Linked DNA regions of Homo sapiens: all the other regions are linked to region 2. Evidence: chromatin loops called from intact Hi-C (ENCODE). Cell type or tissue: PC-9. All regions are shown on one strand.

Evidence for each region. Peaks named below come from ENCODE experiments on the same cell type or tissue, not always from the same donor. Only the 100,000 strongest peaks of a DNase experiment are listed, where the experiment ranks them.
Region 1: it touches region 2 in a loop (10-fold over the local background); 2 of 110 quality-filtered maps call a loop at or near these places.
Region 3: it touches region 2 in a loop (5-fold over the local background); 2 of 110 quality-filtered maps call a loop at or near these places.
Region 4: it touches region 2 in a loop (5-fold over the local background); 3 of 110 quality-filtered maps call a loop at or near these places.
Region 5: a loop joins it to region 2, with 6 times the contacts of the local background. A loop is called at or near these places in 4 of 110 quality-filtered maps.

Annotation. Positions count from the first base shown.
Region 1 is chr7:83,682,642-83,687,641 of GRCh38, forward strand. No RefSeq gene overlaps it. Among named protein-coding and RNA genes, the nearest start is that of SEMA3E, 36 kb to the left of the region's middle. RefSeq lists enhancers at 2,330-2,829, 3,513-4,020. In PC-9, no CTCF peak of the experiment used is centred here; a DNase peak (open chromatin) is centred at 2,430; H3K27ac peaks cover 2,490 bases.
Region 2 is chr7:83,466,411-83,471,410 of GRCh38, forward strand. SEMA3E (semaphorin 3E) reads right to left here. Exons shown (of 17, transcript NM_012431.3): 3 at 2,833-2,892; 4 at 72-191. Among named protein-coding and RNA genes, the nearest start is that of SEMA3E, 180 kb to the right of the region's middle. RefSeq lists an enhancer at 2,120-2,379. In PC-9, a CTCF peak has its summit at 2,269; DNase peaks (open chromatin) are centred at 2,061 and 2,781; H3K27ac peaks cover 1,739 bases.
Region 3 is chr7:83,545,401-83,550,400 of GRCh38, forward strand. All of the region lies in intron 1 of SEMA3E (semaphorin 3E), which reads right to left. Among named protein-coding and RNA genes, the nearest start is that of SEMA3E, 100 kb to the right of the region's middle. In PC-9, no CTCF peak of the experiment used is centred here; DNase peaks (open chromatin) are centred at 1,391 and 2,291; H3K27ac peaks cover 561 bases.
Region 4 is chr7:83,521,897-83,526,896 of GRCh38, forward strand. All of the region lies in intron 1 of SEMA3E (semaphorin 3E), which reads right to left. Among named protein-coding and RNA genes, the nearest start is that of SEMA3E, 120 kb to the right of the region's middle. In PC-9, no CTCF peak of the experiment used is centred here; a DNase peak (open chromatin) is centred at 2,585.
Region 5 is chr7:83,646,612-83,651,611 of GRCh38, forward strand. It overlaps SEMA3E (semaphorin 3E), which reads right to left and starts at 2,528. Exons shown (of 17, transcript NM_012431.3): 1 at 1,817-2,528. The coding sequence starts at 1,931. In PC-9, no CTCF peak of the experiment used is centred here; DNase peaks (open chromatin) are centred at 2,140 and 2,460; H3K4me3 peaks cover 2,344 bases; H3K27ac peaks cover 1,432 bases.

The sequences.
Region 1 (5,000 bases), 220 kb after region 2:
TTTGAAGCACAGACTTCAAATGTTTGAGCTTATGTTTAACATAAATCACTTTGGCAGCTTTGAGGAGGCTATGTTTGAAAAGAGAAAATTTGGTAATAGGAGGTTGCTGCAGAGATCCAAGAAAAAGAATTCATGATTTTAGGAGGAGTGGCTACAGTGTCTGGGAGAGGAGAACATATGTATAAACATGCAAGAGGTAAAATCAGCAAGTGTTAGTCTATTTAGTGGTAAGTAGTGAGCAAAAAGGAGGCCTCATCTCCTGGTCTGCTTGGATGGCAGAGTTCTTGTTGTTATCAAAATTAAGAGAAAACACAACTGCAAGTGCAGGATGATGCACTAAATTCTAAACAAGGCTCCAGGAAGACACATAGTGGAGACGTAAGGTAAAAAATAGAATGTATAATACTTTAGGAAGATACAGACTGAAAGGTGTTTATGGGCAGTAACCAGCTCCAACATGTTCTCAGGAGAACAGTAACATTTAAGTTTCAGACAGAAGAGCCCAGGAGAAATAAACTATTAACCAATGATAGGGCATAAAAGATCCAAGGGAGTAGAGAGAGAATCTCAAAAAGGAAATAGAAACTAACTTTAAATATAAACTCTAATAACACAAGAACCTTTGGATATGGCAGTGGGGGTTGGGAGTTGTTGGTTTGCTTAATGATGCAGTCACTCTCAGTAGACATAGAAGCCAGATTATAGTTGCTTGAAGAGGGAGTAAAAGGCTTAGGATTTCATGAATTCCTTATTTTTCCAAATGACCGTCGCCTTGAACGTGTTCTGTAGGTGGCTGTCTTTGATCTCTGTGTTGGGAGGGAGGTTCATAATTTCTATCACCATTCTCAGCAGTTTTACAACCAAAGCTTTAAAATTTAAGAGGCAAAATAATTTTATGTTGTAAATCTATGTGACAAATTTTTATCAGTTGGTACTAACCTATGATATTCTCAGAAATAATTTCCATTTGAAATTATATGGAGAAACATGATCTGTAATTCGCATCACCAGGAGAGAAGAATGTTGGCATATATATATATATATATATATATATATATATATATATATATACACACACACACACACACACACACATTAGCTAACAATCCAATGATTATATATATATATATGATTGTTAGCTAATGTACAACATATAAAGATATTTCAGAATTATTTCTACTATTTATTTTTATTTGTACATCTTGGGTTTTTTTCTCCTTATAATTATTTAAAGGTAGTGATTGTGGTAGGTTCTATAATTTTTATTGTCTTAGAAATAGCCAAATCTGTGCAATTATCACTATGTCACTCAATAATTTAAAATTTTATTTTATAATCTGAGGATGTGATTATTTGCACACACTAACAAGCATTATGAACACCTAAACCTAGAAATCAAAAATTTTCAAAGCTTATTTGTTTTTATGGCCCCCATGGGGACAACTTGAGGCTCAAAATTCAGCTTTCTGGTATCCTTAAACTGGCAGTGGAGACTGAGAGAGATCCAGAAGATATTTAAGCATTTAGACTTGTTACTTAGCAAGAACTCTACATTAAATGACATTAATTCCCTCTTTAAAAAATGGCCCTCAAGTACATGCAGCTCCTCTTCATCATTTTCATTAACTAACAAACACTATGCAAACATATACACTTTTAAAGAAAAAGAAGAAACATATAAAACAAGGCGGTTGGCCTGATTTTCTGATTTTTTTTTTTTTTTTTTTTTGATATTTGGTGAAAATGTCTGGAGATTTAAAGACTAGATAATTATCTCACTGCTTTATGCTTTTACAAACACTTTGGGGTCATCATTGAGGACGGTTAGTTATCTACTATCACCACACATATTTATGTAACCAAACCCTATTCTGTTCATATAAATTGTTTAATACTGCAATAATATGAGTCATTGAACTTAAGAATCATATTTTGTCAAAAAGTTTTATATTTTTGTCATAGCCATTAGAAAGTTATAATGTGCTCATCTGTGAATTTTAAATAAATTTGGTGGAAATAATTACCTGATTGTATGTTTTCTTAAGAAACAAATTGATATTAGCTGCCAAGTTATTTAAAATTCTCTCTGGTTGCCACCATTGTGTAAGTTAGTGGTTATCTTTATAAAATCCCAAGGACTTCTTGAAGAGTTACAGGAAATCATACTTTTTGCTATGATTCTAATTCCATGGCTATTTCCTCAATTTCAAATTTCTGAACTTTTGACACAACTGAAATAATAAGAAATGGGGTGGGGCAAACTTGTCAGTGTAGGCAACTGTGAGAAATCTAACAAAGTGCCCTGGGCTTCCGTCTGTTTCCCAGAAGATGAAGGGAGCAGGTGCCTGAGGTGTGCTCCTGTGGAGGAACCCTCGGGCAGAGCTTCAGAACTCATAAAGGTCTAAGGCTGTGGGAATCTAATGTCTAGGGCTGTGGGAATCACCTTGGTGGTTTCAGCAGCTGTGATCTGTACTGAATGCCTGATGAACTCCCTTCCTCCCAGGGAGGAATGGATGGAATGTGGATTCTCCACTTTACCTAGGGCTTTGAAACAGCAGGGAGCTCTTTACCATCTCTAAGGCCTTAGCAAGCTGAAGGTATTTAAGACTCATAGGTAGAGGGCCCAGGGTTTCCCCATAAGTCAAAGTGAGGGACGCTGCACAATTAGAACTTACCACAATTATCTTGGTTTTATTTCAACAGATATTTAAAAATTAAAACCAAACAACAAATTGAAGAATAACAGTGGAGGTAAACAAGTACATTATCTTAAAAGTCTATTTATAGATTCAGCATGGGCCAGATCTTGTACTCAGAAAATGGTGTTGCACAAAATTGTAGTGTAATCTTTATGGCTATAAATAACGTAATCATGTGTAACGTCTACCTAATTATGTGGATTGAAGAAAGCTGACTTCAAGCATTTTAGAATAAGAAGGTTGGTATGTATTGGATACATAATAATAATGAGTTGCATAACCTCAGGAGATAATTTTACCTCTCTGGGCTCTCTGAAAAATAAAGAAGTTGGACTACGTGTTCAAAATCCTATTATCTCAAGTCCTGAAGTTTTAAATTATAACTATTGGTCTATTTTAAAGTTATAAGCAGTATATGATTCACTAATTGTTTTTGTATTATTTTAGTTTTTTATTTTTCTAAGTATAAAATCATTCACGCTTGGTACAAAAAAGAATCAGAGATTTTTTTAAAAAAATTAAGAAAACCTATAAACCCAATATCCTAACAAATCTAAAGTGAACATTTTTGTGTCTGTAAGTATAAACTTCTTGTAATACATACACATTTTATTAAATTGGGATTATACTATTCGTGCTATTTCATTATTCACTTTTTGTCTTAAAATGTATTGGCAGGGCGTGGTGGCTCATGCCTGTAACCCCAGCACTTTGGGAGGCCAAGGTGGGCGGATCATGAGGTCAGGAGTCTGAGACCAGCCTGGCCAATATGGTGAAACCCCGTCTCTACTACACACACACACACACACACACACACACACACACAAAATTAGCTGGGCATGGTGGTGGGCGCCTGTAATCCCAGCTACTCGGGAGGCTGGGGCAGGAGAATCATTTGAACCCAGGAGGCGGAGATTGCAGTGAGCCAAGATTGCGCCATTGCACTCCAGCCTGCGCGACAGGGTGAGACTCAGTCTCAAAAAAAAAAAAGTATCACATGTATTTTCTATGATTATATTTATTTTGTTAATAAAGGTTGCATGTTTTTCTGCATGTATATTTTGTGTATAAGCCATCTTTTATTTAAAAAATCATAGTAATACTGATGAAGACTATCAATAAATATCAATAGATTATGTTCAATAACATTATTAATGAACATTTAAGTTGCTTATTTCTGCTATTATTTATGCTTCAGTAAGTACACTTACATACCCGTGGTTATGAATTTCTCTGAGTATTTCCATAAGATAAATTCCAAGAAGTAGAATTGTGAAATCAGAATTGTGAGTGTGTGTTTTAATGTGACAGCTGTTTTTAAGTTAAATAACATATACAAATTTTATAAAATACACAAAAATCATGTTCAGTCATAATTTTAGTGTAATACTTTGTTGAACTTCCATTAAGTGATTTTTCTGTAAATATATCTTTTAATATTATTGAGATTAAATGCATTTGCAAGAATATATTTTGAAAGTATTGGTGTATTTGTCACTCACATTGGGGCAAGAGAGAAAGGAATAAGTGCTAAAATCAGGCCCCAAATTTCTCATACAGTGATTAGCAGAGACATACACCAAGCAGGTCTGTTACTCTGGGACCTGGCTGGGGTAGAAGTAAAGAGCCTTGGGCTGCTGTCCCTCTTGGCCCACATGAATTTTTTTCTCCTTCTTTTTCACATACTGTGGGTGAGTGATCCCAGAGAATTTTAAGTCTAAGGCCATAGAATCGATGTAATTATTTTCTAAAATCTGGATTGATACCAACTCAGAAATAACTATTTGGCTGCAAATTAGTAAAAACTACCATGTAAAAACACCCTTTTATCAGGCACCATGCTTTATACCTTAAATGCATTGTTTGTTAAATTTGCAAGAAGAAAAATAAGGAAGGAAGAAACAAGAAAACAGGAGTTCTGCACTTTAGGTTCTGTTGTGCCTGTGAAAAGAAGAGGTATTGTTGAGGACATTGCACTAAGTGAAATAATCCAGTAACAGAAAGATGCATGATTCCAATTACATGAGGTATCTGAAACAGACAAATTCTTATAATCAAACAATGGAATGGTGTCTACCAGGAGCTGGGAGGAAAGGAAAATAGGGAAATACTAGTAAACAGGCATAACATTTCAGTCAAGCAAGATGAATAAGCTCTAGGGAAATGCAGTACAATGTTTTACCTATAGTCAACAATAATGTGTATTGTATTGTAAGGGTGGAAAGTTGTGATACCTTTCTTCACTCATCATAAGGGTCATGGCCGCACTTCTATAGCAAAGATGGGTTAACAAGAAACAAA
Region 2 (5,000 bases):
GTAGTCTTTCTTTGAGAACAAGGTTGTTTTAAGCATTGTTTTTATTGACAGCAATGAATGAAACATCTTACCTCCAAATGATATCCAACTCTGATGAAGGCACAAACTGGATCAAAAGCTCCAGTACCACAGGTCAGAAGGTGTGTCCTGTTATAGTGATGCAAAACCCGAACATAATTTGCACATTCACCCTAAAGCAGGAAAAAAAGGGAAGGAATCTATCAGTATAATAAACATGTTTCGTCCTTTTTGATTTTTGTTTTTCCTAGCCCTAGAAAGCTCATGTTTTACCGTAAATCTCTGTTGGGTGAAGGAGGCAAGAGGGGTAGAAGAAAAGAGGACAAGAACTTGGAGAAGAAACTGGGGTGATTGAAACACATTTTGGTTAGCAGTGATGTGTAAATTACATTTTATAATGAGACTGCATCATTTTTCATGTATTCTAGTTTACAACTGAGGAATAAAAAAAGCACTATTCAGAAATTTCTTCAAGTGTAAAAATTCTCATGACAATATGTTCCACTAAGTAATTAAGTTATTCCCAATGCTGTTAGTTTTTTAAGTACAGTATAAACAATGAATCAGCATAAAGTCATTAAAACCAAAAATTTGAAAAAGCATAGTTATTCATATGGAAATATGCAGTCTTTTTTTTTTTTTTTTTTTTTTCCCAAGACAGGGTCTCACTCTGTTGCCCAGGCTGGAACACAGTGGTGTAATTTCAGCTCACTGCAGCCTCGCATTCCCAGGCTCAAGTGATCCTCCCACCTCAGCCTCTGGAGTAGCTGCAACTACAGGCATGTGCCACCATGCCCAGCTAATCTTTTTGTATCTTTTGCAGAAATGGGGTTTCCCCATGTTGCCCAGGCTAGTCTCAAACTCCTGGGCTCAAGCGATCTGCCTGCCTCAGCCTCTCAAAATATGTAGTCTTTAGGGCAAACAGAATTTTAATGTTTTGGAAAGTAAGTCTTATATTCTCACACTCACAAATTCACATAAAGCACCTTCAGAGAGAATTGTTAAGTAAATATGGAAAACTAACCAACAAAAATAACATTTTGTTGCAGGACTATGATAAGATTACTATATTGCTGTAAGAAATAGTAGTAGACTGGGGATCAGCAAACTTTTTCTGTAAAGGACGAGAATGTAAATGTATTTAGTTTGATGAGCTATCTGGTCTCTGTTGCAACTATTCACCTTTGCAGCTATAGCATGAAAGGAGCCATAAACAATACAAAACTAAATGTGTGGGGCTGTGTTCAAATAAAACTTTATTTACAAAAATAGGCAAAAAGCCACCTTCGGCCTAGAAGCTCTAGTTTGTCAACACTGGTATTCAACTCTAAGCTTCTTGAGGGCAGAATCTATTTTACGCATCTCGGCATTTCCCAGTTAATTGAGCACAGCACCTAATACATAACATGCTTAACAAAGTTTTAATATATTCATCAGTAAATGAATTTTATGATCAGTATACTGAATTTAAAAAAATAGTTTACAATAGCTTTCAAAATCAACTTGGCTAAATTAATTTTAGCAAGCATTCTTTTGACAAATTAGGTGTTGCCATTCCATTAAAAATAAATTATGAAATAAATACTAAACTCTTTTAGTGCCCAGTATTACTTGAAATCAATACATGCAATCATCAGTTACTGTCACGTTTTATAAGGACCTGTTGTGATTTCAGCACTTTAAAGTCTATCCTATAACAGTATTAGGAGGAAAAGGCCAGTGGAATCACTTGGCTAGAATGAGGAGTGCACTATCGAATTGATTATCCAGAGCACACAGGTACACTTATTTCTTCAAGTTTGCATTCACATGATATTTTATTCTTTGGGTGACCCATATATTTGGTAGAATCTTTTCATTCAGGCATGGTGAAAATATGTGTTGTTTATTTCCATAAGCACCTGCACTTCCTCTCTTGACACACCGTCACATCTGAGAGGGAACCTATTAGACCACATTTTGGCTCAGCTGAGCTAGATTGACATGGCCTAAGAATATGTTCAATTAGTCAGCATCATGCTGTGGGCTAAGGCAACAGGAATGTGCTGACTCACTCCTTGGCTGTGACCCAGCTGCTACAGAGAATGAGGAGTTGGTATAATGTGTGTTAGTCATTTATATAGTTTTTTTTTTTTTAACTGAAAAAAAGGTTAAGTTCACTTTCACAGGCAGATGTCTAGGACTTCCTCCAGGGTGCATTTGTGTCACAAAATCAGCTAGCCACTGCTCGCATGTGAAAGTTCTATCACTGATGTCTTAGTGTGTTAGGGACTGTGTCTGGGTGCTGATACACAGCATTCTGCCACTCACACCCAGCAGGGAAACTACAGAAAGAGAGAATAATGCTTCTTAAAGTAGAAGAGACCCTAAAAATATTTAGGAATAGGTAAAATGTGTTTATTGCCTCTCTCAAACTTTTTGTTTCTTCATTCATTTCTAATTTACTAAACAATGTAAAGTGAAATCTCACAAAGAATGTGCTTAACTGTTCCTAGAAAAAAAAAATTACCTGCAATTATTTTTCTGCCAAATACATGAGAAATAAGCATTAGTATAAGGAATGTATAAACCCAAGTTGATTAAGATATTAGAAAACAAAATAAAAACCAAGATCTCAATGGCATCTCTGCTTCAACTCTACATTGAAATTAATTTTACATAATTATGTTTTATATGCCTATATATTTTTTCTTCATGAACCAAATTGCATACATACTTTTATAAGAGCAAATAAAAATTTCAGTGATTCAGTTCTTTGTGGTTAACTAGGGATATAATTGATGATTTGTTTAATTTACAATGAATCATACTTACCGCATCTTTTCCCTTCATTATGCATTCTTCCATTTTTAGAGCTGTACTCGGCCAGTGTATCTAAAATAAAAGATAATGTACTATTATGACAACTGCATATAAAAATAAACCACACTGAAAACCATTTCACTTTCTTCTACAGTTCAAAACATTTCCTTTTTTTTTTTTTTCTGTTTTCTGATAAGATACAGTGGGTCTTTGTGTTATTCACAGAATTATTTGCATAATTAAGAAACGTATCGCTGGGCTTTTACTTTATGATAAATCCTTTTTTTTCTTGAATATTTTTGAAAGCTCACTTCAAGTCTTGGCCCTTCAGAGGACAGCCATGCCTTAACTAGCCCTTTCCCATGTTAAACCTGAGTGGTGCTCCAACTCAGGCACCTCCTGCAGTTTCTTGTGTTTTTACTACTTAACACAGAACCTGCTGTGTGGTGGGCTCTCCTAATGTTTGCTGCATACAATGATTAAAGGATGAATGACTCTTTAAATGCTGACTTATAATGTATCATCCAGTAATACACCATACTGTCTCTTTGATTATTTATTTATTTATTATCTTTTATTTTTTTGAGGTGGATTCTGGCTCTGTCACCCAGGCTGGAGTGCAGCGGTGTGATCTCGGCTCATTGCAGCCTCCGCCTCCTGGGTTCAAGCAATTCTCCTGCCCCAGCCTCCCGAGTAGCTGGGACTATGGCCCACCCAGCTAATTTTTTTGTATTTTTAGTAGAGACAGGGTTTCACAGTGTTAGCCAGGATGGTCTCGATCTCCTGGCCTCGTGATCTGCCTGCCTCGGCCTCCCAAAGTGATTATTTTTTAAAAAACATTGTTTAACTCTACCAGTTTCCAACTGGGTATCCAAAAGTTTTAATTGTATTTTAAGATTGTTGGTTTCTTCCTTTATACATTCCTTAAAACTTATATTTTAAGTTTGTTGGTTTATTCTCTGATAAGAAGAATATATCGAATTTTTCTTTTTCACCTCTAATAGTATCTAGCACTTTCCTGAGACCACAAGCAGAAATCAGTTATACTTGTTAACTGGTTCCACAAATTTCTAATTGCAAAACTTAATTTATTTTTGGAAGAAATTTTTTACTTTATCACTTTCTTTCCTTTTCTTTTCTCAGACTCCTTTTGGTCCCCTTTTTGCTTAATCTATAGAATTGATTGTACTATGTGCCAGGCATTGTGTTTTGAACTTTATTTTATTTTTTCCTTCTTTTGCTTTATCAACTTACGTGCAGAGGTTTGAGTTTGTTATATTACTCAATTCATAATTCATTTTCATCAACACTCTTAAAAGGTCCCTCTTTTATTTTAGTTAATTATTTATTTCCTTCTTCCCATTCCATGTTTTATTTCCATCCCCCAGGAGGCAACTATTGTATCCTGTTACCAGGTGCCTTCTTTGTATGTATTCTTAGAAAGTGTATACTATTGCTTTTTGTGCATATATTTCTAATTTATGTAAATAGTATTGAAGTTAAATCTCATCTCTTTCTTATCTTTTTCACTAAGAACTGGGTTTTTGAGTTCCCTCAATAGTCCTATGCACACATATAGTCTGCTGTTTCTGAGTGTTTTGTAATGTTAAGGTGTGGTTCCCCCACATTTTCTTTTTTTTTTTTTTTTGGATCTTAAAGTGGAAAACATGTTTATTAACATTCAAACTCCCCTCATACAAGGCCATATAAAAATCCTTAGCATTTTGATTATACATTAGTCTACATTTTCTACATAGTTACAATGATGTATAATTTAGCTTTTCATAATACAGTGTTTCAATACATCATTAGTTCTGTTAAACATAAGTCACTTACTTTCAAATCCAATACTTGAACAGTTTTCTCTGTACATAGTTTAGCAGGGCTAATTAGCATAAGATGCTATTTGTTAAGAGGTATATGATCTGAGTATTAACAGTTGCTGAAGTTTGGTATTTTTATGCAGCATTTTCTTTTTGCTTTGATAACAACACTACAGAACCCTTAAGGACACTGAAAATTAGTAAGTAAAGTTCAGAAACATTAGCTGCTCAATCAAATCTCTACATAACACTATAGTAATTAAAACATTAAAAAAAAAGTGTTGAAATCTGCACTAGTATAGACCGCTCCTGTCAGGATAAGACTGCTTTGGAACAGAAAGGGAAAAAACAGCTTTG
Region 3 (5,000 bases), 79 kb after region 2:
ACAAAATTCTTCCCCCAATCCCCAAATACCTACTATGATTTGTCTTGAAAGCTTTTCAAGGCTTTATTAAACTTGTAGTTTTATATCCAGTGTGATACCCTTCCTTGGCATAATTCCCCAGCTATTTAGGTCAAAACTGTTGAAGAGAAATGAAAAAAAAAAAAAAAAAGAAATAGTGGAGAAAACAAACAGATGTGCCAGTCAAAACTAGGGAAATGCTGTGCAGTTTGAACTTTTAACTGTTAAGGACATTTGACAGGGCTCTCTTGCCTCTACTGGGGATAAGTCAGAAGAAAATTATATGTTAGCACCATTTTCCAGTAGTATACTGTATGGATGTATATGTATGTGTGTGTGTGTTTATGTGTGTATCCAGTAGAATGTGTGTATATATATACAAATATATATCCAGTATTATATATATATATAATATATATCTCCAGTAGTATGACGGATATCTATATAACATTATATATTATATATCATATATGATAAAAATATTATATATTATATATATTTTATTGTGCATTTATACTTCATTTAGTGCTAGGAATGTTTAGAAATGGGAGCCATAATTGAATAAGCTACATGGGGGCATATTATATAAAAATATTATATATTATATTTTTATATTTTATATATAATTATATATGTACACATATTATCCCACGATGACAAGTATTATAATGTATCAGTATTAGATAAGATTGGATAAAGAAAAACTGCAGGCTTTTATTTGGGAAAAAAATTTCATGTTTGATAGAATTATCTATACCAGTATCTTATAATGTTCCACTAAAACACCAATATTTACAAATCTTATTACCCTGAATAACTATAGGCTTACTAGATGACTGGATAACTTAACTAGTTGAATACTAGGTGCTTAATGAAACATGTTAAGATGCATTATAATAAGGGGTGTGTGTGTGTGTGTGTGTGTGTGTGTGTGTGTGTGTGTGTGTTGAGAAAGGAGGGGAATATAGTGAATGTGGGACCACTAGCTCTAGGGCTAGTGGGGAGGAGGAGGCTGCCAAAGGCACAGAGTCCAGTCTTTTGGTAGCATGGGAGTAAGAACTGGCAAGGATGGAGAAGACAAAGACAAAACATAACCAGCATTTCCTACGTTAACAATTTTACTCAAGACAAATCTTACATTCATTTGTTTTTCTTCCATTAGCTGATATAGATTTCACTTTAGGATCAACATTAGATTTGTATCAATACCCCATTATGTACTTTGAAATAACTTCTTATTAGTGTCTTAAACTTTTTCATGCTATCCACTGAGTCTAGACAAAAGATTTCATGTTCATTGTATCACTATGTCTCATATTCCAATGGAAAATAAATTAATGATGAGTAACACAGTGCACGTTCAAGTTATGAGTGTACGTATCTATTTAGCAATAAAGATATGGCTGATTTGTGTCAAAAGGCAGAGCAAACTGGTTGAAGTAAATGTTACCAAATCCTACATCAAAATTTTATTGATGAAGATACCTTACTCAAACTTGTTTAAACAAAAAGTGCATGACAAATTTAAGATGAAATTAAGCAAGCCTAATGTCTGATTATAAAGCAAGAATGGTGACATTTGAAAATGATAAGCAATGATAAGCAAGGCTGAGAATGAACTAATAAGCTGTCTTTCCTAAAATGTCAACCAATTGCCTATGTGATACATCCTGAGAGTTTTGAAAAACCACCAAATGTTAACTGGAGCCAAATTTTCTTAGAATACTGATTTAACATCGTAAGTGTATTTTAATAAACATTATAATTTTATTTCTGAATAACACCTTTTGGTAATCTTTATGAAGTAATATTTTAAGTTATTATTAATTAGCATTTAGGCAGAGTCAGACATCACAGTTGATGGGACTTCATATTATTCACCCATAAATACCACACAAGTCTAACAATCTGAGACTAGTTCATCGAGATGCTGTCAGTAGAATCATTGCTCTATAAACTTTTCTAATTTTTCTCCAGTTGGCAAAATTGCAGCTAGAATTTTAACACGAAGCCCAAATCTATGTAAGAAAACCATCAACTCTGATTTTCTTTATGGGTGTGATTTCCCTTAACAATGGAATCACTTATTCTGCCACATTTCACAGCCTAAATAAGGAAGGTAACTCGTGGTAGTTTAGTTGAGCTGGTCCGCTGTGGTCAGACATACTTTGGTATAACTGCCACCAAAATGATGAATGCATGGTATTATTATTTTCTTATCAAATCATGTCTAAAGATTTATGTTTAACCTTAGGAAATTGGCTGCTTGCCAAAACCTCTTGGTTGCTGCTAGAGATGTTGGTTAGCAGGTTTGTCTAAAGCAAACACAGGCCAAGGCAAATTTTCTTCCACCCACAGAGTTTCAGAGGGGTATATCCTGCCTTTTAACTGCCAGGTGAGGCAAGCAGCCAGACTCCAGTAGGCTTACTAAAGCAGACATATGAAAAAGTTCACCCACTCTGAGGCTAGAGTAATCATTAATCTTTCAACAGAAAATAAATACACAAGATGAGGAACTGGTAGCATTTCCCAGTCTGGATGAGGCTGCCAGATCCAGAGGGGTGAACTTGGCTACCCTCAGTAGAATATCCTCTTCCATATCTGGCTCCAGTGAGACCAAGGTGGGCACATGAACCAGAGATTTAGTCTCCTCTATTTCCTGTCTTTGTTCCAGGATTAATCTCTCTCTACTTCCTTTTAAACACACTGTATCTATCCTGAGGCCTTTCCTTTCTCCATTTTCACATCTATGTTTAAGAGATTTTAGAGAAACAGAGAACTGAGATGAACTTGATCACTTCTGACACCCACATTGATGCTATAATTTTGGAAGCAATTAAAAATATTTAATGACTAAGTTTTCTCCACCTTACAGCTCTACTTCAAGTTTTTCATGGCTTGCTAGAAACAAGTCAAGGTATAAAGATCTGTGATTTACTACTTCCCCAGGGCCTGTCTTCTTTATAGAAGTATGACTATTACAATATTCTAGTTAAGTCCAAAAACTATCTCTTTATCTAAATTAAATTATACATGACTCTGAGACTCCACTAAACAGAAAGGAGGAGTTTCAGTCGTGTGCATTATTGAGATTTTTTTCCCTCTCTAGAGAGTCTAGAGATCTTTAGAGTCTTTTATATCTAGAAAGAGTATTTGGTAAGTGGATCCTTTGGTCTTTGGTCCACCTGGTCACCTCTGTTAATATTTGTAGTCCCAGGCTGCATAATCCCTTAAGAAGTTGTCAATTCTCTGCCGTTTCTAAAACTTGAGCACTGAGATTCTTACTGAGGCTGACAGCCTTAGTGCCTAGCACACTAATATGTTGTTCCTAAATACACCACGCAGCCTTTTCCTCTTAGGTATGACTGCATGCCTGAAGCAAGGAAAATAAGAGTCCTCACTACTCCCAGATGCTCCAACTCTGACCTGGGTCCAATAAGGACCTATCTTATTCACAAATTCTATTCCTCCCTCTCCTCCTCTGGGCATAAACTCTCAACATTTAGGATTTAGAGAACAAAATCCAGGAAGAAGTCGAGCAACTTTCTCTTTCAGCCTATCACAACATATGCTCCAAAGACAAAGAAGCCCAAAGGCCTGGCTACCATCTGGGAATTTGCAAGTATGCAAATAAGAAGGACAAAACAGAAACTAATATCTCATATTAAACAATATTTCATCTCCAACCAAATAGAAACTTTTGATACTGGAATTCTACATAATGAAAACTCAATTTTTGAGTTATATGGAAACATTCATATCAACATTTTATACCAATTTATATTTGTATAGCTCTTTAATTGACATTATACTTTAACATGTTATCTCATTTAACGTCTCAACAAACTAGCACTACTCTTATCTCTATTCAAGCACAACTTTTACATATCATAAAGGCTATTTGCTAATTATAAATGGAACAGCCCATCCATCAGATGGACCTGAGTTAGAGTCCTGGTTTTACCATCTATTAGTCTGATTATCAAATCCAATTATGCTTTTCCTGTCTTTGACATTTGTCACTATTTTCCTTTACACACAAACATGGCTTCTTTAATGATTTATTTTTCATTTTAAATATACTTTTATCCCATTCGTATCATTAAAATTGAATGGAACCTGTGCTCATATTTAGGTATTTCATCAATTTCCATTGAATCATTATTGTCTCTGTATCTAATGTCTAACTCACCTTTTCTTAATTCTATATCCATAGGACATTTTCACCAATATTACTATTAAAGATAAACAGTAAAATGTAAACATGTAAAAATGACTTTATCCACTTATTTTCATCTTCTGCTAGATCCCAGACAAGTATACTAAAAGTTCTAGGCTTCCTCATGAGTGTCAGCAACATGAGTGCTTTTTCATTTTTCCATAATCTAATCATTATGAGGTTAAACCCATTCTTTCTTCCCTTTTCTTCTGTGCATTTATGGCCGTAACAGTTTCAGCTCAGCAATGAATGGCAAATAATCATATTTAGGAGTTTCATTTCCAAAATCAATCTTTTTCTAGGTTAAAGCATCCACATTATTAACATTGGCATGTCAAAATACCCTCGTCTATCCTGCAGTAAATTTCTTTAGTCCATAATTTTTGCAATGTAAAAACCACAGTTTTATTTACGCCATTTGAGGTTACACAAATCAATCCACAAAAAAATATGTTAAAGAAACATCGTAAGCCAAGAAAATCAACTGTCTTCATTCATCTAATCTGCTTCGATATTAAACACATATGGTATTGACTATATAGGTCGCCTATCATTTAGAGAACGGATAACACCCACATTCACAATTGCTTTAGACAGATGGTATTTTGTGTTGATCCAAATCCTTGTTTTGAAGAACTAATCAAATTGTTATGATCTTACAATGGTTATTCTATCCATTTCCAGTAAGCTAACTTCTGAATTCCTGTGCATGTGTGTGGCACCCAGTGATATCAGTGGAATGCTGACATATATAGTAAGGCAT
Region 4 (5,000 bases), 55 kb after region 2:
CTCAACTCAGTTCATTGTAGGCACTTTTACAAAAATTAAGCCACGTGATATCTAAAGTCATGATGCCAAGATGGCACTCAGGGCAGAGACAAAAATTTGACAGATATGTTCTATTATAGAGATTAGCTCTATATCTATTATAAAGATATTTATACAGAAGCATTATAAAGATGTGCTACTTAGAAGTGTCCTATAGATGTATCATAAATGTGTCTCATGGTTGATTCTTCAGAAATTATCAGTTTTCTCCTAAATTTCAATGCTACCTTAAGCAATAATTTTATACAAAGGTACTCTATCTACAAATTACTTTTTGCTTTCCTTTGTTTCTTTCTATATGTTTATTTCTAACTTGGTGGGCTTTTATTCCTGACATTTTTTTATTTGTGGTTATCATCAGATTACTGTCATTAGCTAATGGAGCTATTTCATCAACACAACAGAGAACCAGATGTGCCTGGGAACTTATTTCTTCAGATAGCCATTGACCAATATTTGACAGGTACAAGGATATAAAAGCCCAGGTCCCTCGACTCTATCAGGGTACATCTAGGGGTTAATTTATAATCTAAAGTTCACTGTAGGATCAGGCTGAAGCTACCCTCTAGGGGATTTTGCCTGAGATTGCATCCTTATTTGTCTTTTCCCCTCCTTCCTTGTCCTGATCCCCCCAACTTTACCAGTGTTTCCTGAGATCACTTCCTTAACAAATCATTTGCACACCTCATTTTAGGGTCTTTTTGGGAACACAACCTAAGACAGCATGTGAGATAAGATCCATGACATTATTAAGAAGATACAATGGAGAAGAATAGAAAAATAGCAATTGTTAAATGTTACCATTTTTTAGTATGATATCTTTCTAGCTGTCTTTCTGTTCCTACCTCAATGCCTTCTGTTCCTTCCATCCTTATTTGGTTCAGTGTCTCATCCAAGACTTTTTCCCTCACACTTTGCTCAGTCTGCCTGAGAGACTTAGTCTCACTTGAATTCCCACTTTTTTCTAACAATCCTGTTACTCTCGTAAGCCCCTAAGCACAATTCTCAGGATTGGTGAGAATACGTTAGGAAGGTGAGGAAGTATAAAGCTGTAGCATTTAAACAACTATGCACAGAGACTTGAACAGCACAGGCTAATGGCAACACCAGCATAAGAACGGGGTGAATCCGAGGAAATAGGAAGTTGGCAGATGGCAGGAGCAAAAAGAGCTAGAGGGAGTATACCAGAGCAAATGAGCATCAGAGATTCATGTTCAGTGCAGGCACACACTATGCACTCAGCGGTGATTCTGCCCCTTATTATAATTATGGTATTAAGGACTGAGAGGTTTGCCTTCCATCTTCCTGAACTTGACCTTTGTTGAGTTGGAGACTGAACAGTTTTTACTCGTGTTTGTCCCAGATGAAAGAGTGATCTCAAGAGAGTACCAGCTTTTAGTTTTGTCAAGAAGGAGAAAGTATTCAGGAAAGAGGTCAGGGGATGGAGAGGGAGGAAGTCAGAGGCATGTTTTAAAAAATGTAACAAATTTCATTTTTAATGGATAAAATATGGTTTTTCAGTCTCACCAATCCATGATAGTTACATCCAGGAAGGTAATCAAACAGCCCTATCCTGTCAAATTGACTGCTAACTCTCCTGTCATTATCGCTTTTCTCTCTCAGTGGCATGTGCTTCTCTTAGCCATTCTGCCATCTTCAATTCTGTCTGCTTTGGATTTCCTGACACTTTCTTGTGTGTTCTCCCTCTCTGGCCAATCACCCTGTCTCCTTGGTGGATTTATCTTCCTCCGCTTTATGAGAAACAATAAATATTGTTAAGGCCTTTTCCTATCTATGTATTTTCCTTTGGTGTCCATACATTGTATCTATGATTTCCACTGTATTTTATAAAATTACAGTAAATAATATACACGTATTTTTCTTTTTTAAGATTAAATGCTGCATTATTAGGGCAAGAACATGTTTTGTCCTTGCATTCACACTGCCTAGGACATAGAAAGCCTGGTAACAGATATTTTTAAGAAATAAACATTTAATAAAATATTTCACGTTTCTTTTGAGAAAATGCTTCAAAAATCACATTTTAAAATCTCATAACAGAGAAACATTATATTTGCTCAATCAAATGCTTATGTATTAATTTAAATATTGTTATCTACTACTTCATAAACAATATAAACCAACAAGATTACCTTAGTAAAAATAGAACACAGCTTTGAGCAAAAATTACATTTTGATTTATACTTAGATAAGCTTGCCTCATAGACCTTGTAAGATAGTTTTCTTTCTCCCTTAATAAGGAAGTCATATCAGTAGAAAAGTTTATAAATCACTAATGTGCTAATATTCTGTGAGTCCACCTGAGGTACCTTAGAGGAAAGAATATTCTCCAGTCTTCTTCAGCAGATAAATAAAAGAAATATTTTTGTAAATAAAAAGGCCAAACCTGTCTTTACAAGCCTTGGACCAAAAATTTTGAAATCTGAGACCTATCTTATATCAATTTGGACATTTAGTCAAAGGAAAAAGAAATTCCAAATAGTTTCATTACTCACTAAGTTAGCAATTCTAGGAATTTAGAGAGCACATTTGTGCAGGGGCCACACAACATTCCTAGAAGCAGGTGGTGTGTTTTATGAATTTAACACGTCATTCATTGTACATAGTATAGAATTGTGAGCTCTCGTGCTATTAAAATATTGTGACATTTTAAAAGCTTATCCCTGAAAAAAAGTTATACATGATATAAATATGGCTTTTTCCTTCTTTCTGATCTACTTTTAATTCTGAGATTTAATGTTCTCTTTCTGTCTCTCTTTTTAAAATCTGCTTAGTTTTCTAAGTTTAAATTAGGAATTCAACCCGTAACTCTCTACTGGTTGTCTAAATACCTCTCAATGCTGTGGGATGCATCAGGTAGTCCATCAGTTTCATCACCTTAAAGAAATCTCTCCTGGAGCCTCTGCTTGGCAGCACAGTGGACTAGCCACCCTCTGTTGGTGCAGCTCTCATCCTGAGATCTCACATCACTCTTACTCTGGGGATTCCTTTTGCTTCTTCCTGACCTGAATCCCTTCTTTCTGGATTGGCTACTCTTTCTTGGCTAATCATCCTGTTTTACTGAAGTACATCATCTAAGAGTTTTCTAAGAAACGGTGCATCAAGCTTAACTTTTTGAGAACTTGCATGTCTGAACCGTGTTTATTCAATGCCCTAAGTTAATTGACACTTTGTCTGAATACAGAATTCTATATTGGAAAACATTTTCCTCTGAAATTAGATGGCATTTTCTGTTGCCTCCTGGATTTTAGAGTTGAAGCTATGAAGAACAAAGCAATATTAATCCCTGAAAATTACGTAACCTGTTTTTTCATTTTAATTTTTTTTCCCTGGAACCTCACAGAGCCTTTTATATTTCTCCAGTGTTCTAAAATGTTATGATGACCTGCTTTGGTATGAGTTTGTTTTCATCCATTGTACTGGGCTCTCTCAATCTAAAAATACATTTATTTAATTACTAAAAAAAGTATTCAATTACTTTATTGATGACTTCTCTCACATATGTTCTGTTTTCTCTTTCTGCAATGCTTATTTTTTGAACTTCTGGGGTGACCTCAGATTTTCTTGTTTTCTCATGTATTTTTTTCATCATTTCCCCCTACTTCTGGAATATTTCCTCAACTTTAATTTTTACAACTTCCTCTGAGATTTTTATTCTTCTTCGCATACTTTTAAATTCAAAGAGCTGTTTTATTTTCTGCTCATTTTTAAAGTAGCAATTTGATCTTGTTTCATGGATGCAATATTTTCTCTGATCTTTATGAAGATCTTTATTTTCTTCCAGAATAGTTTGTTTCTTCTAAGTTCCTTCATTTTTGTTTGTTTGGGTTTTTTTTTTTTTTTTTCGTCTCTATATTTCATTTTAGATGATTTCCTTAGCTATCCAGTGATCTTGGGTTGTATACTTGTGTTTAAAAGCAGCTCAAGAATGGAATCTCTAAGCCCATGGGTAGAGCTTGTCAACTGTAAGCTTTGCTATAGAAAGGGTTGGTAGGTTATTTTTTTTTTTTTAGGAAGTCCAGCATCAATATATTTCTTTAGACTAGTCAGATTCCTCTGAGGAGAATATTTCAACTGTGTCTCTGGAGAGCTGCCAGCATTCTGAAGCCTTAGGAAAAGAAGGCTAGGTGGCTCTCAATAGAACTGGCATGAATTCAATGATAATGACAGCCTATACACATTTCTTCCCAAGTTGACATTCTAGGATATCATGTTGACTGTTAGAAATTGGATGTGGTGGTACAATTTACACCATGGAGGTCGGAAAATCCTACAAATCAAGGCTCTTTCTTCCCAGAGAGATGGTTTTTAAACACATAGCAGCACAGCATCTGTCTTGATATTTAATATTTATTGTTTCACTTGTTTCCCTGATTTCAGTCCAGTACTTCAGTGCAAAGATACTCTGTTCTACCTACTTCAAAGAAAAAAAAATTATTTCATTATTTTCAGGGATATTGGAGAGGAAGTAGAAAGGTTATATTGGATAAGGTAGAAGATCTGGGGTTCCAACTGCTTATTAAACAGACTTTTTAACCAAAGTTTTGAATCCAACCTCTGCCCTCACTGATATAGGTGCTTGGCACTTTCAATTCCTGAAGCTTTGGAGGAGATTCCATGGAACAAATCAAGTTTTTTCTTGATTTGTGCCTTTGTGGGATTAAGATTTGGCCACCTCGGTTCTGCCAAATCAATTACACTCATCCATGTGCTATCCACTTGCCAAGATTAAGTTGCTATTGTTTTCTATCCCCTTCTTATAGTTCAGTGGTTTGTGCTTTAAAAGTTCTTTTTGTTTTAGAAGGAATAGGAGAATATTTTTAAAATGTGTATATGTTGTCATCTATCTTTATTCAACTGAATTTTTAATCAACCAGTTAAACCGTGGGAGGGTCCCAAGTAGTCTCATATTGTGGCTGCACGTGGATCAGCTCTGACTA
Region 5 (5,000 bases), 180 kb after region 2:
GTACATATAGATACTAGCGGTTTTACTCTCACACCATATGACACCACTCATAACATCAGTTACAATTATTTCTTTGAATATAAGTGACATAATAAAGATGAACTCGATAATAGTATTATGCATAACATTTACTTGTATCAGAGAACTTTGGTATTTTTTGATCAAATTATTAACTCTCTTATGAAATATTAAAATGTGACCTGTTGGAAAACACACTGATATTGAACCATGAAAACACAAGTACCCCAATAATAGGGTATAAAATGTTAATACTAGATATAACAGAATTGTAGCTTGCAAAAACTGGCAGCTTATCTACTTGTCTACATAAGAAAAACAATCAATTATATTTTTTTGCATTTTTATTTGTCCATATTCCATCACATCAAATTTGTACATGTTGACATCTTTGATGATAAACTTCTTAGAAATAGGCATTTTGATACATACCATGATACATCTTCCCAAGTTAAAAGATTAGTGTTAATTCTGGGCACTATATTTTAAACACTTTACCAATTTAGTATCAATGGATTTCTTAAATTTATATTATCTACTGGATAGTATTATAGGAAATCTATTTAAACTAAGAAAACATCCACTATTCTAAAAATGAAAAAATTTCTATAGTCAACATTTACTGAAGATTGTCCAATAAAAAGACAAAAAGGCCAAACGTGTCACATAAAATTGAGGACTCCCTTTTTGTTTCTCCTGATAAATATTCTACCTGTACTTAGAAAATACAAGCTTCTGTTCTTTCTACAGTGGGGGACAATTTAAAAGCTTACACAATTGAAAAATGATTCTTATGTAATCCTGAGTATTACATCTGCTATCTGTCTCAATGTGTCAATGGCTAGTGATAATAAATACTTCTTTGCTGACAATTTATTCCGAATTTATATTAAGTCAGCAAAGTCACTTTCTCTGAGCATGGTTTTGTTTATTATTTGTTTGTTTACAGGAGGAATTACCAAACCTATTCATGACTGGCTTGTATTGGTCCTGATGCAAAATCTATCTTTTAATCATTTATTTATGAGTATGATGTTGCTTTACAAGACAATTGTAGAATGAAATATTTAAACATTTGCTGTTAGATCTTCATTAAGGCAATATAAATTTACACTACAAATGCTAGTGAATACTAATACTTTAATCCATATTAGCCATTTTACAAGCATTGTCATAAACTATTTTCCTTTGCCACACATGAAAAAATTCTAATAATCAATTCAACTGGAAAACTAATTTATATTAGTTGTTAATCATTTTAATTACATGATGATGACAGTTATGGGTAGGGCATCATTTTTCTCCTCGGGATTTTTATTTTCTCCTCTTACCTCCATTATGGAAACAAAACAAAACAAAAACAAAAAGAACAAATTGCACCCCTATTTCTATAGCCCTTTCCCAGCATCCTTGTTTCTCATATGCATAAACTGATATTTAAATATCTACTGTTAACTTGGTGGATTCAGCCTCTCAAGGCTATTTTCAACCTGCTTCCTCCCTTCCTGTGTTCCGCGGGCTAGTGAGTGAACTCCTTATTGATAAAATCCAATGTTTACAGACAAAAATAACATCTCTAAGTTGACATGTGATTTTGCACTGTTTTCAGATGAGGTGAGTATGACACATTAATCAGAGGTACTTAGAATTTTAGGTCAGTTTTGCAATAAATTTTTCAGGTGCATTTTAAAGGTCTTTGAAGACCATAAGCCTATGTTAATGTTAAACGACTTTTTTTTTCTTTTTTCTTTTTCTTTTTTTTTTTTTTTAAACAAAAGGATCTGGAAAGGTAACCTACCTTTATGTGACAGGCGTAACCGGGGGTGGGTAGTATCAGCTGTATGACCTCCTGTCCAAAGCTCCAGTAAGTAACCCCACAGGAGCAAGGTGATAATGTGCCCCGCGGATGCCATGCTGCCGTGTTCACCGTCCAAGCCCTCGCTCCTCACTTTAAGGAGGGTCTGAGTTTTACTTAGGACTTCCCTCCAGGGGCAGCGTGCGAGAGGCTTTGTCAGAAATCGAACGCGTTGTCATCAGAAAGCACAGTTCCGAAGTGCCATTTGTCAGGCTGTATTTGGCTATGTAAAACCTTTCTTTCCTCGGGACAGTTGTTTATAAGCCGGGAGCAAGAGGACATTCCAAAGAGTGAGTCTTCAGAGCCATGTCCTGTCTAGAGCGCTCTTCAGCAACTACGCCGGTAGATTCAGGAAGAAGCTGTATTTTTCAGTCACTTGGGCAAAGCTGTTCATTCAGAAAAAAAAAAAAAAAAGAGAGAAAAAAACAAAACCGAGCACACGCACTCCCTTCTCCCGTGGAGGTCCTCTCTTCGGGCTCCTGGAAGCCTCTCAGAAGTCAGCCTCTTGCACTGACTTGCCAAACTGCTAGTTTTAATTCACCTTTCACCTTGCTAATTAAAAACAAGAAGTGCCATTCCCTCTAGGAGTCGCAGGATCCACCCAGCAGGGATGCAGTCTGTCAGTGGCTGTTTACAGGAAAGTTCAGGCAGGGTTGAGCAGCGTACTTGCTGTTTCTAGGAAGTATTTCTGGTCCACGTGCCTCGCTCCCATCCTCCCTCCCAGTCATAACCAGCCCCACGTTACTCAGCAGCAGGAGAGAAGTCCACATTTTGATGGGGGAAATGGGGAGTTCGGGAGGGGTGATGACATAGACTGATTATTTAAGAATAGGTGACAGACAAGGATGTGGCATCAGAAAGCGCTTTTAAATTCTTACCAAGATAAATTGACCTAAGTTGAATAAATCCAACTTCTTTTGAAAATAATCTATTTGTAACCATCCAGAATCCAAATTCTGTTTTTCACTGTTGCCATAAGGTTTTTTTCAAAATTAAGTCTTTTTCTATTGCTTATATCTTAGGGATGTTATTTTTAAACTCTTTTAAGAAAAGTGTGTTTCAAGAGCCTGAAAAAAAAAAGTTCATCTGTGACTGTCTCATAAATTTGATAGAAATGATAAATTATTTACTTAAGCAAATTGGTCAAATGAAATTAAAGGCAAATCCTTTGTCCTAAAGCAATTCCTAAATTTTACTTCAAATTTAGGAATGTTGAAGTAATTTCCCCCAGGTAAGGTAACTGGCAAAGTTGAGATTCACCACCCAAGGGATTTCTATAAAGCAGGTATTAGAAAACTTAGGATGTGCAATACCTTAGGATTCAACTGCTATGGACTTCCAGAGTTGATTTTCCAAGGCACTGTGTTTGTGTAAATAAGCTTAACACAATAGGTCAACTTTACAATCTACCTTCAATCAATCTCAAAAACTAAGCCAAACACTCAGGAGCTGTTGGCATGGAAATGAATGGTATTATGTTAAGATACCAATAAACTTGAATAGATATTTGATTTGATAGTGGAGAGTTAAATGGTAAACACTGATCTCAACTATGATAACTTTTTCTTATTCTGTATTTTAAATGCTAATAGTTAAAAACTTTTTGAGAATTATGTTTTAAAATCACGAAACTATAACAAAAAGATAACATGTGTCACCCTGATATTTTTGCATTATATAGAAGCATATGTACAGCCAGGCATTCTCTACCCATTTTTCTAATCATGAGATGTTCTTGTACAAGCAGAGTATATTTAGCAAAATGTAAATGTCACTGGACATTATAAATAATTAGATTTCCAAGGTCTACAAAAGATAGCAAACTCTAAACATTATTTAACAGTAAAATGACATGAAGTTATTTAGAGACTTTTAACCTGGAATGCTTGCATATTTTAAAAGCCAGTCTGATGAGCTACAGACCTAAAGGTTGCTCTAAATGTGATACATTGTACCTTCAAAATTCTCTTTTGCTTTCTTCTAGGATGGAAACAAATGACAAAATAAATAGCAGCTCTTATATGTGTTATCTAATAGTAGGATTATAGGAAAAGTAAATGTGGTGCCTACACCTTTTATTGCAAATTCATGGCTACTCTCACATAGCTGAAATTCTACTTAAGATTGCATAGTGCCTGTCCTAACTCTACTATAGAACTGAGACAATGTGAGACATTACAATCATTTCATTAGTACACAAAATATGCACCTCTAAAGTGTTGACAAGAGAATATATGTTATGAATGCCAAGATCTGTCTTTGGTTTTACATCTCATCCTTCAGATTAAGTTGGAGCAATTTAGAAGTAAATGCCAGAATAATGGGTTGTTTAGATTCCTCAAAATGTGCTTTGGCTTATCTGCCAGTTGTCAATGTCCTTACTTATTTCTTTTAACTACTCTTTATGTCCTTTTACCTTTATCTTTATCCTATAGAAAATATATAGATGATGCCAAAAAATGACTGTTAAGAAAACTATCTATAGTCTCAGTTTCCCCTATGTGGCATTAGCAATGGAATAAAGAGTCTTTGGGACCAAATTAGTCACTTACATCATAAAATAAAACAAGAAGAATCCTCAGAAGTAGAGTCATCAAATAGCTCATCATCTAAACAAGACTTTTTTTGAGAATAAAAGAGGCTTCTATTCATAATTACACACAAATCAATAATACTATAGACAAATCACAACATCAAAATCTGAATCCTTGGGAGCCATTTCTAGATACTCTTGGGAAACATGGAAATAGAAAATTAAAAACAATAACAACAACTGACTCACCACCAACAGTAAGGGAAGAGCTTTAGTGGACTGAAAAACTTTGGAGTTACCAACAATATCAGGTGATGTTACTGTATTTGATTTGAGAGGATCCAGGCTAGCAGTTTGAACAATATCAGACAACAAGGAAAACCAGGGGAGAAGATAAATGCCAATTAGAAAGGAATTGATTGCCAGGTCAAGGGTTTTATTCCAAAATCTCTCATTCTTGCTAGTCTTACATCATTGTATGAAGAGCAATCTCAGTCTGGTAGAAAAAGGAGAAAAATAAAAAAAGAAAATTGGGTACTCATCAGGAGCTGCAGTCTCCCCCATGATGGGTTCCATCACTGGTTCTCCAATTTC